Linked DNA regions of Homo sapiens: region 1 is linked to region 2. The links are chromatin loops, found by intact Hi-C in ENCODE. Cell type or tissue: mesothelial cell of epicardium. All regions are shown on one strand.

Evidence for each region. Peaks named below come from ENCODE experiments on the same cell type or tissue, not always from the same donor. Only the 100,000 strongest peaks of a DNase experiment are listed, where the experiment ranks them.
Region 1: a loop joins it to region 2, with 19 times the contacts of the local background. A loop is called at or near these places in 5 of 110 quality-filtered maps.

Annotation. Positions count from the first base shown.
Region 1 is chr21:44,342,477-44,347,476 of GRCh38, reverse strand. No RefSeq gene overlaps it. Among named protein-coding and RNA genes, the nearest start is that of CFAP410, 5.6 kb to the right of the region's middle. RefSeq lists enhancers at 1,837-2,339, 3,462-4,017, 4,760-5,000. In mesothelial cell of epicardium, no CTCF peak of the experiment used is centred here; no DNase peak of the experiment used is centred here.
Region 2 is chr21:44,399,063-44,404,062 of GRCh38, reverse strand. TRPM2 (transient receptor potential cation channel subfamily M member 2) reads right to left here. Exons shown (of 32, transcript NM_003307.4): 14 at 4,622-4,767; 15 at 3,692-3,804; 16 at 2,166-2,382. Among named protein-coding and RNA genes, the nearest start is that of TRPM2-AS, 24 kb to the left of the region's middle. RefSeq lists an enhancer at 1,036-1,959. In mesothelial cell of epicardium, no CTCF peak of the experiment used is centred here; DNase peaks (open chromatin) are centred at 2,452, 2,762, 3,472 and 4,732.

The DNA.
Region 1 (5,000 bases), 57 kb after region 2:
GGAGTTCAAGACCAGCCTTGTCCAATGGTGAAACCCCATCTCTACTAAAAATACAAAAATTAGCCAGGCGTGGTGGTGTGCGCCTGTAATCCCAGCTACTCGGAGGCTGAGGTAGGAGAATCACTTGAACCCAGGAGACAGAGGTTGCTGTGAACCGAGATCGTGCCACTGAACTCCAGCCTGGGCAACAGAGCGAGACTCTGTCTCAAAAAAATTGTAATCCACAGTGTGGAAGGTTATTGGATCAAGGAGGCATTTCTCATGAATGATTGAACACCATCCTCTTGGTGCTGTTCCCGTAATAGTGAGTAAGTTCTTGCAAGATCTGGTCGTTTAAGTGTGTGGCACCTGCCCCTGTCTCTCTCTCTTACTCCTGCCATGTGAGACACCTGCCCGCTTTGCCTTCTATCATGATCGGAAGCTTCTGAAGCCTCCCCAGAAGCAGAAGCCACCATGCCTCCTGTACAGCCTGCAGGACCGTAAGCCAGTTAGGCCTCTTTCCTTATAAATTACCCAATCTGAGGGGTTTTTTAATAGCAATGCAAGAATGAACAAATACAGTATAGCTGGGCACTAATATTAATTAAACTTTGCGGACTGGGCACGGTGGCTCACGTCTGTAATCCCAGCACTTTGGGAGGCTGAGGCGGGCAGATTAGTTGAGGCCAGGAGTTTGAAATCAGCCTGGCCAAAATGGTGAAACCCTGTCTCTAATAAAATACAAAAAATTAGCCGAACATGGTGGTGCATGCCTATTGTCACGTGTGTCCGTGTGAAGAGACCATCAAACAGGCTTTGAGTGAGCAACAGGGCTGTTTATTTCACCTGGGTGCAGGTGGGCTGAGTCCGAAAAGAGAGTCAGCAAAGGGAGATAGGGGTGGGGCTGTTTTATAGGATTTGGGTAGGTTGTGGAAAATTACAGTCAAAGGGGGTTGTTCTCTTGCGGGCAGGGGTGGGGGTCACAAGATGCTCAGTGGGGGAGCTTCTGAGCCAGGAGAAGGAATTTCACAAGGTAATGTCATCAGTTAAGGCAGGAATCAAGGTAATGTCATCAGTTAAGGCCATTTTCACTTCTTTTGTGATTCTTCAGTTACTTCCGACCATCTGGATGTATACGTGCAGGTCACAGGGGATATGATGGTTTAGCTTGGGCTCAGAGGCCTGACACCTATAGTCCCACCTACTCAGGAGCCTGAGGCAGGAGAATCACTTAAACCCAGGATGGGGAGGTTGCAGTGACCCAAGATCAGGCCCTTGCACTCCAGCCTGGGTGACAGAGTGAGACTCCATCTCAAAAAGAAAGAAAGAAAGAAAGAAAAACCTTTATTTGCAAACAGATGGCGGGCCCAATCTAGCCAGTGGGCTGCAGTTTGCCGACACCTGGTCTAGAGCAGGGCTTCAGGCTGAGGGAACAGACATGTTTCTTTTCATCTCTGGAGTCCACAGAGTCATCTGCATTCTGGAAATATACAGCAGAACTGTTCTTAAAATGTGAAAGGACAGCGATGGATGCCACGCCAGGGTAAAGACTGCAGCCAGCGTGGCCACTGTAAACTCTCTGTGCCAGGTGCCCTTGCGCCAATGGCTCCCAGAATGGCAATTACGAGAACGGAGCTGGAAATGACCACGAGGCCTGAAGACCTCTCAGGACACTGAAAAAATGTAAATCAACACGTGCTGCCTGTCCCTTCTCCCAGGCCTGGCTCTGACCTGCCACAGGAATCTGAACCATCTGCAGCACCAGCCGGTGGGGAGGTCCTCGGTCAGCAGGGGGTCAGGCAGGCTACCCACCGCACTGGCTCCTGAGACCAAGGGAGAAGATTCGAGTTCCCAAGGGCATCTGGGAGGGGTGTGCTGCACCTGCCACCCGAGGAGTTCCAAAGTTTGCCTCAGGGATGTGGTGTGGAGCCCAGAGCCTCCAGGGTGGACCAGGTTCTGCCCCTGAGTCGTACCAGGTGGGTGGCGAGGCCAGCAACATGGGCAGGGGAGAGGTGGTCACTCCGAGATCATGAAAACTTCAGCTCCGGAACATGTTTGCTGACTCTCCATTTGTCTCCCTCTCCTCCTCTCCCCCTCTCCCTGCCCCCCTCATCCCTCACTCCTTGGGAGGCCATGTTGTGAGAGGCCATGTTGCAGGGAGCGAAGCCTCCCACCGACAGCTTGTGGGGCAGCTAGGAGACCTCAGCCAGGTCCTCAGAGACGGCCCCCCTTTCCCTCCCAGGAGGCTGAGCCCAGCCATGCAGCTCAGCTGCTCCAGATGCCTGAGCCTCAGAAACCGGGAGACAGCGATGTCTATTGTGAGCTGCTAAGTCTGGGGGTGATTTGTTATGCAATGCAGGTGACTAGGGTATCGGCCTGGAGGGGGTCTGGACTGGGGGTGTCACCTATGGGGCGAAGGTGGTGGAGGAAAGAAGAGACAAGGACGGGGCCTGGGGCGCATGGGACTCAGCAGCAGGTGTCATCAGGATAGCGTTTGCATGAGTTGGGGGTGAGCCTGCCCTGCTGAGCCCTGCAGAGCTCCCAGCTGTCAGGGCAGGAGGGAGCAGCGGTTGATCCATGGTACCTTGTCCTCAGCAGTATCCCTAGCTGCAAGCCAGAAACCCCGACCCACTGGCTGAAACCACAAAGCGGGTGTCGGCCCTGTGTGCCTGGTGATGGCGGTGGTGGCCTTGCTTCAAAGACTCGACAGGAAGCTCCTGTGTCCCCCACTCTGCGTGTCTCTGGGAAGCAGGCTCTGTGTGTAGCCCCCTGAGATTTACTGGGGAGCAGCGTGCCTAACTCACCCCCTGTAAGAAGGGAGGCCCAGGGCTGGGCAGGGGGCCAAGGCTGTGACGTAGGTCCAGTGGAGCCTTCGTGAGCCCACCAGAGCTCTGAGGCCCGTGGCCGTCACACTGTGCCCCTGCAAGCACCCACAGCCTGAGCCTGTTGGAAGCTTCCTACCACTGCTGGGGACCAGCTCCAGACTCATTAGCAGTGAACATTCTGCCTGCTTGGTGTAGAAGAGCTCAGAAGGCACTGCTCTGAGACTTTTCTGTCATCCCACATCTTACACCAACCTGAGGACTAAGCTCTGATTTTTTTTTTTTTTTTTTTTGAGGTGGATTCTCGCTCTGTGGCCCAGGCTGGAGTGCAGTGGCGCGATCTCGGCTCACTGCCAAGCTCCGCCCTCCAGGTTCACGCCATTCTCCTGCCTCAGCCTCCCAAGTAGCTGGGACTACAGGTGCCCACCACCACGCCCAGGTAATTTTTTGTATTTTTAGTAGAGACGGGGTTTCACCATGTTAGCCAGGATGGTCTCAATCTCCTGACCTCGTGATCTGCCCGTCTTGGCCTCCCAAAGTGCTGGGATTACAGGTGTGAGTCACCACGCCTGGCCAGCTCTGATTTTTTTTCTTGCCTATATTCCTATCTAAGGGATATGGAGAGTCATGCCCTACAAACCATAAATTCTCATCAGACGGGTTTTATTTAACCCTATATGTCATAACTTACTTTCCAATCTGACTCTGGCATAACATGACAAGGAATAAAATCAAAATATTTTACCCCGAAACATGTTTCCTGCCATATTTTGAGACGCTCCTGCAAAGCCGTCCTTTGTGGGAGAAAATGTGCATCTGGAAGGAATCTCTATTCACATAGCTTGATCTTTTTCTTCCAGGCCCTCCCAATCCTGACGAGATTAACTGAGAGTCTAGCACCTTTTAAAGGTGTGAATAGGAAACATTCGTCATCGATTGTCTCTAAGGGCAGCCATTAAAGACTTCAAAAGAACCTTGGTCCCCACAGTCTTTTTTTTTCTTTTTTTCTGTGCAGTGGCGCAATCTCGGCTCACTGCAAGCTCCGCCTCCCGGGCTCACACCATTCTCCTGCCTCAGCCTCCCGAGTAGCTAGGACTACAGGCGCCCGCCCCCATGCCCAGCTAATTTTTTTGTTTGTTTTTTGTATTTTTAGTAGAGACAGGGTTTCACCGTGTTAGCCAGGATGGTCTCGATCTCCTGACCTCGCGATCCGCCCGCCTCGGCCTCCCAAAGTGCTGGGATTACAGGCGTGAGCCCCCGTGCCCAGCGGTCTCCACAGTCTTTTATCTGAACCTGAGCATTTCCTTTCTATGGATCCCAGGTCTTTAGACAAACTCAACCGTCAACCAGAAAATGTTTAAATTCACCGATAGCCTGGAAGCCCCCACTTTGAGTTGTCCCGCCTTTCTGAATCAAACCAACGTATTTCTTAAATGTATTAGATTGCTGTCTCATGCCTTCCTAAAAAGTAAAAAACCAAGCTGTGCCCCGACCACCTTGGACACATGTTCTCAGGATTTCCTGAGGGCTGCGTCACGGGCCATGGTCATTCATATCTGGCTCAGAATAAATCTCTTAAAATATTTTACAGAGTTTGACTCTTTTTGTCAACACCACGATATAGAAGGTTAAATAAAACCCATCTGATGAGAATTTATGGTTTGTAGGGCATGACTGTCCATGCCCTTTAGGAATTTGGGCAAGATAAAAAAAGAAAAATCAGAGTTTAGTCCTCAATTACTTCAAGGCCGAGAGTGAGTTCTGGCCTTGAAGTAATCTTGTTGGAGACAGAATGAGGTGTCCGGTCCCTTTCAGGAGCTGACCCCTGAAGCTTCCAAGCAAAGAGATGACCAGATAAGTGAGCATGGTGTGTGCTTAACAGGCATCCAGGTAAACTAAATGTGCATAAGGCCTGAGAGCACAGGATGGGAACGGAGTGGAGGTTCACATTCCCAGGCTGTATTTCAAGATGGAAGGTAACACAAGCAGCTTGTCTCAGTTACATCTTCAGACTAGGGTGGAGGAGGAGGAAAGGGGAAAGGGGAAAAAGTTTTAAAACATGGTTTGAGGCTTAGCTGTGTGAAAGGAATATAAAGCTCAAGACCTTAAAATCACTAAGTCAAGGGAAAAGTCAGCTGGAAAATGCATCAGGCAAACCTGCCTCCAATTTTATTCCTAAATAAGATCGCTACAAAGATA
Region 2 (5,000 bases):
ATGTATGTATATGTGTATATGTGCTTGGGTGATGTGTATATTTGTGTATGTGCATGTGTGTATGTGTATGTGTGTATGCATGTGTATGTGCATGTGTGTATGTATGTGTGCATATGTGTATGTGTATATTGTGTACATGTGTATGTGTGTATGCATGTGTGTGCTGTATATGTATGTGCATGTGTATGTATGTGTATATTTGTGTGTATGCACACGTGTAATGTGTGTATGCATGTGTGTGCATGTGTATACATGTGTTTATCTGTGTATATTTGTATGTGTGCATGCATGTATATGTGTATGCATGTGTGTGCATCTCTATATGCATGTATGTGTGTCCATGCATATGTGTGTATGCATGTGTATATGTGTGCATGTATGTGTATGCATGTGTGTATGCATGTGTGTGCATGTGTGCATGTGTGTATACATATGCATGAATGTGTGTGCCTATGTGTGTACTGTGTGCATGTGTGTGCATGTATGTGTGTACATATGCATGTATGTATGTGTGTGTGCCTATGTGTGTGTGCATTTGTGTGCATGTGTACATGTGTGTGCATGTACCTGTATGTGTATGCATGTGTGTGCATGTGTGTGTGTGTTGGAGCAGCGCCCTCAATGTCAGGCGCCAGCTGCCTTCCCACAAGGATCTTTGTTCTGTCAGGGGCCACACTGTTTCTTTAGCAGGCCAAGAGTGCAGGACCTGGCAGGGGCTGTGGGAGCCCCCATTTGGCCTACTTGGCAGGAGTCCCCACACCCTCCCTAGCCCCAGGCCCCAGGACCCAGCAGCTGGACAGGTGGGGCAGGTGACCAGCAGGACCAACCAGGGCCCTCCCTGGATCACAGACAGATGCAGGGAGAAGGAAGTGCCCCCTCTGCTCTCAGGCTGCTGCCCATGGGGCTGGGGCTGGGGGTGCATGGAGGCCTCTGGCCCCTTGTAGAGAGGGTCTGGTGGCAGAAGCCCTGTGGCAAGAGGAGAGCCAAGGAGAGCCCAGCAGAGCCAGGGCCACAGCACAGCTCCCAGGCCCCGCCAAGTCCTGGACCTGATCTTCCTTCCTGGGGACGCCGGTGCCTCCCCCAGGGCCCCAGTAGGCAGTGGTATTTACACAGTGCACACTGCTTTCTAACTGGGGTAACTGGGGGCCTGGTGGTCCACCAAGGTTAGAGAGCAGAGGTAAGTCTAAGCCAGGACCACTGCCCCGTGGGCTGACCCCACCCCCTCACCACTGCCCTGAGGGTTCCAAGGACCTAGTTCCCATTCACCGGCTGCCAGCAGGTGCAGGCACCGTGGGGGCACAGTGGAGACCCCACACAGTAAGGGATTCGCCCCACCTGGGGGGCAGCTTGGCCTCGCCCAGCTCCAGGGAGATAGCCTCTGAGCCCTTGGAATGTCCGCCTGATGAGGGTGTCTTTGTTCCTGGGGCCTGGGCCATGCCAGGTGGTCCCACAGTGTGATTTGGGGTGGGGCCCCGGGCAGTTTTCAGTTTGACCTTTGGAGGGCTGGAGACTGAGGTCAACCATGTGGTGTCAGCCTCGCCTCTGTGACTGACCTCCAGTAGACACCAAGGCCCGCGAGCCTCTCTGGGGACGTGCCTCCATGCATGAGGCCACACATCATCACCGGGAGGATGGAGTGCCACCCACACCTCCACAGGGAGGGACTGGCCGGATGCCCTGGGCTCAGAGCTGTCCTGGATGCAGCTGCGTCCCTCCCCCTGGCTGGTTTAGTCTGTAGACTGTTGCTTAATAAACCATAAGTGAGCATTGCCACTCCCCAGCGTCTGTGGGTCCTTCTGGCTCGTTATTGAACGTGAGAGGGGTCTTAGGGACCCCACACCTTGCACTGCTCTTCCTGGGGGAAGGGACATACTCATAGTCCACAAGGTCAGGGCATCCACCTTGAGCTGATCAGCCGGTCTCCAGGAGGGAAGGATGCCTGGGCCGAGGGAAAGCAGGGAAGCAGGCGCAGGGGGCATGAGGAGGGAGGGGCTTGGAGGGCAGCGCCCCAGCCACCCATTTTGGGGAGGAAACACCGGCTCTGCTCAGCTTGCAGGGAGCTGGGCAGGCTAGATGGGGTGGGCTCTAAGCCATGGGTCCCCTATGAGAATGCAGCCAAGTGGGTGGCCCCGGGCTGGGGCGTGGAAAAGCGGGTGGGGCTGTACCTGCCGCATCTCCTCGCACACCAAGGAGAAGAGCCAGAGGTAGATGGCACACTCGCACCAGGAGGGCACAGGCTGGAAGTCCACCATGAGCACGTAGGCGAACAGGCAGAGGAAGGCGAAGTAGGAGAGGATGTTCAGGTGGAAGACCACCACGGGTGCGGTGAAGAAGGCACGGGCGCGGGCCGCGGGGGTGCCCACATCCTGCAGCCTCTTCTCCCTGCGGCCGTCACAGCAGAGAGGAGACAGTGACCACCAGGGCCAGGGTCCTGACCTCCACAGGCTTTGGCCACCCCGTGATCCCCCGTGCCCCTCAGAGAGATGTGCTTTTAGAGGCAAAAGCACTCAGGGATCCGGGGCCATAACGGCAGCTACAGGCGGAGCCGGCACAGCACAGCCTGGGAGCCTCACACACAGCCACCGGGGTGGGGCTGGACCCCACAGCCCAGCAAAGTGAGGACACAGGGATGCCCGCTGACGCCCTGCCCATGGCCATGACCTTAATGGCTGCAAACAGGGAGGCCCAGCCTGCCCCAAGCCCAGCCTTGGGTGGGCCCCAGCTTCAGAGCTCCCAGTGCTCAGTGGACGCTCAGGCCTTAGTCACCCTCCTGTAAATGGGGACAGGCTTTCCTTGCCGTCCTCAATGGGGGTGGGGCTGACCACACTCCCCCTGTGGTGTGCCCTGATCCCAGGTCCCTATCCCCGGGCCGCTGGAACGGGAGCAGAGGCGGCCATCAGTGACACGGCTCTGCCATCCTCGGGAGAGCAGGAGAGAAGCCAGCACTGCTTTAGGACACCTGAGCCGCTCCTCCCTGCCTCAGTTTCCCACCAGGATTCCTGAACACTCAAGTACCCATCCTGGCCGTGAGGAGAAAGGGAAGGAGGCAGGCAGTGTGGACTGCGGGTTGCAGAAGGGGCTCAGCCACCTCGCTGGGGTCTTGAATCTGCCCTGACTCCCAGGAGACCCTGAGCCTCCATCCAGCCCTCAGTAAAACACAGCAGATCCCACAACGCCCCAGCAAGCCTCTGAGGAGGTGCAGGTGGGGACACCAGGCCAGGCCAGGTCTTCAACCATGGCCAGCCGTGTCCTCCTCCTTCATAAGGGAAAGCGATTCCATCAATACAGGCTCTGCGGCTGCGAGGACAGGGAGGCACTCAGCCGCAGCTCGCTGCTCGCATCCCAGACCTGCACTAACTGCCCACGCCGCAGACTGGCTCAGGTCTACAGTGCCGGCAGGAGCAGGAGACCATCTTTCCTGGCCTCCCCAACCCCAGGCTGATGTGGCTGAGGGACGGGCTCATCAGCATCATGAGATCAGTGCTGGGGCTGGGGCAAGGCAGGTGCTTCCAGCACGTGGGGCCCTGCTCTGCTTCCCACCCCCATCTCTACAGCCCCAGGATCCAGGGACAATTCTGAGGACACATGACTTGCTCCCAGCGAGGGGATCTAGGGAAGATCCTGAGCCCCCAGGAGCCTCTCCCGCAGCCCCGCAGCCCCACAGTCCCGCAGCCCCGCAGCCCTGCAGCACCTGAAGGAGATGAGGCCGGTGAGGAGCAGCGGGAAGGCCAGCATGCACAGGGTCACACGCCACAGCCCATTGTCCACGGAGAGCTGGCCCCACCACACCTTGGTCAGGAAGGCCTGCGGATGGGGGCAGTCTCAGGATGGCAGTGCCCAGCCCTGTGCCCCAGATGGTGCCCGTCAGCTGTCTGCTGAGGACTCGGGGTGCCTAGTGGACAGAGCTAGCCTGCAGTCTCACAGCAGAAAGTGGTGAAGACACAGAGCTTGCCCTGGGGCTTTGGGTGTCCAATCCCGCCTTTCACCTGACCTCAAGCTATGGGACCCCATCTCTGCTGGCTTCGAAGGCCCCGCAGTTGCAGGCTGTAGAGCACTGGCCCCTCTGAGCTCTGCAGTGGGGGACAGGACCCTTCCCCAGGCCTCCCTAGGCCTGGCACAGCCCAGGACATGACGGGAGCTCATGGACTTGGCAATAGCTCGGCGCTCCAAGGAAGCCCAGCGTGCAAGGGGCACTCGCTGGGAGCCAGGCCCTGCCGGGGGTTCCAGGGCGATGCTGAGGGCAGCCATGCCTGGGAGCCCCTGCTGCTCCAGGGAGGACACGCCGTGTCCCGCTTATCCCTCCAGGGAGAGAGGGCAGACGCCGTTCCCAGAGCCACCTGGGCTTCTGCCTGCCGCTCCCAGGTAGGAACATCCATGGGGAGGTGAATTGCGATCTCCATGGCCACCAGCTCCTGCTTTTGCTTCATGTTAGCTTCCCCCCATCTGCAAAATGGGAGGCCAGAGCCTGGAGCAGGTGGCCGAGGGGTCAGGCGCTGTCCCCGAGCTGCTGAGGGCCCTGAAGCCTGTGTGAGTGTGCGTGCCAACTGCACGAACAGGAGGCTGTGTCCGCCCTGCAGGCACCACAGGCGTCTGTTTCTGGAAGGGGCTCTTGGGAGGTCACCTGGATGCCCCCGTGAGACACAAACTTCATGTCCTTGGCCTCCAGGGCGAGCTGCAGGCAGGTGGTCTTCCCCCAGGCCTCGGACACGCGGGTGAGCAGTTTCTGGGCTCTCTCTTCGTCCTTCCGGTAGCACTCGGTGAAGACCCCTGGGCGGAGATATGAGAGCCCCGTCAGAGCAGCAGGTCACAATCACTGAGCCCTGGGGACGGGTCAGAGGGCAACCACTCGGGACAGCACCACCAGGACACAGGGAAGGGCACAGGGCAAATGTGGGGCTGGTGTCTCAAAACACCCAGGCCCAGGGACGAGGACCCCAGGGAGAGGGCACGTAGGGCTGGAACTGCCTCTACAAAAATGACAACAGGGAGAAAACTCAGAC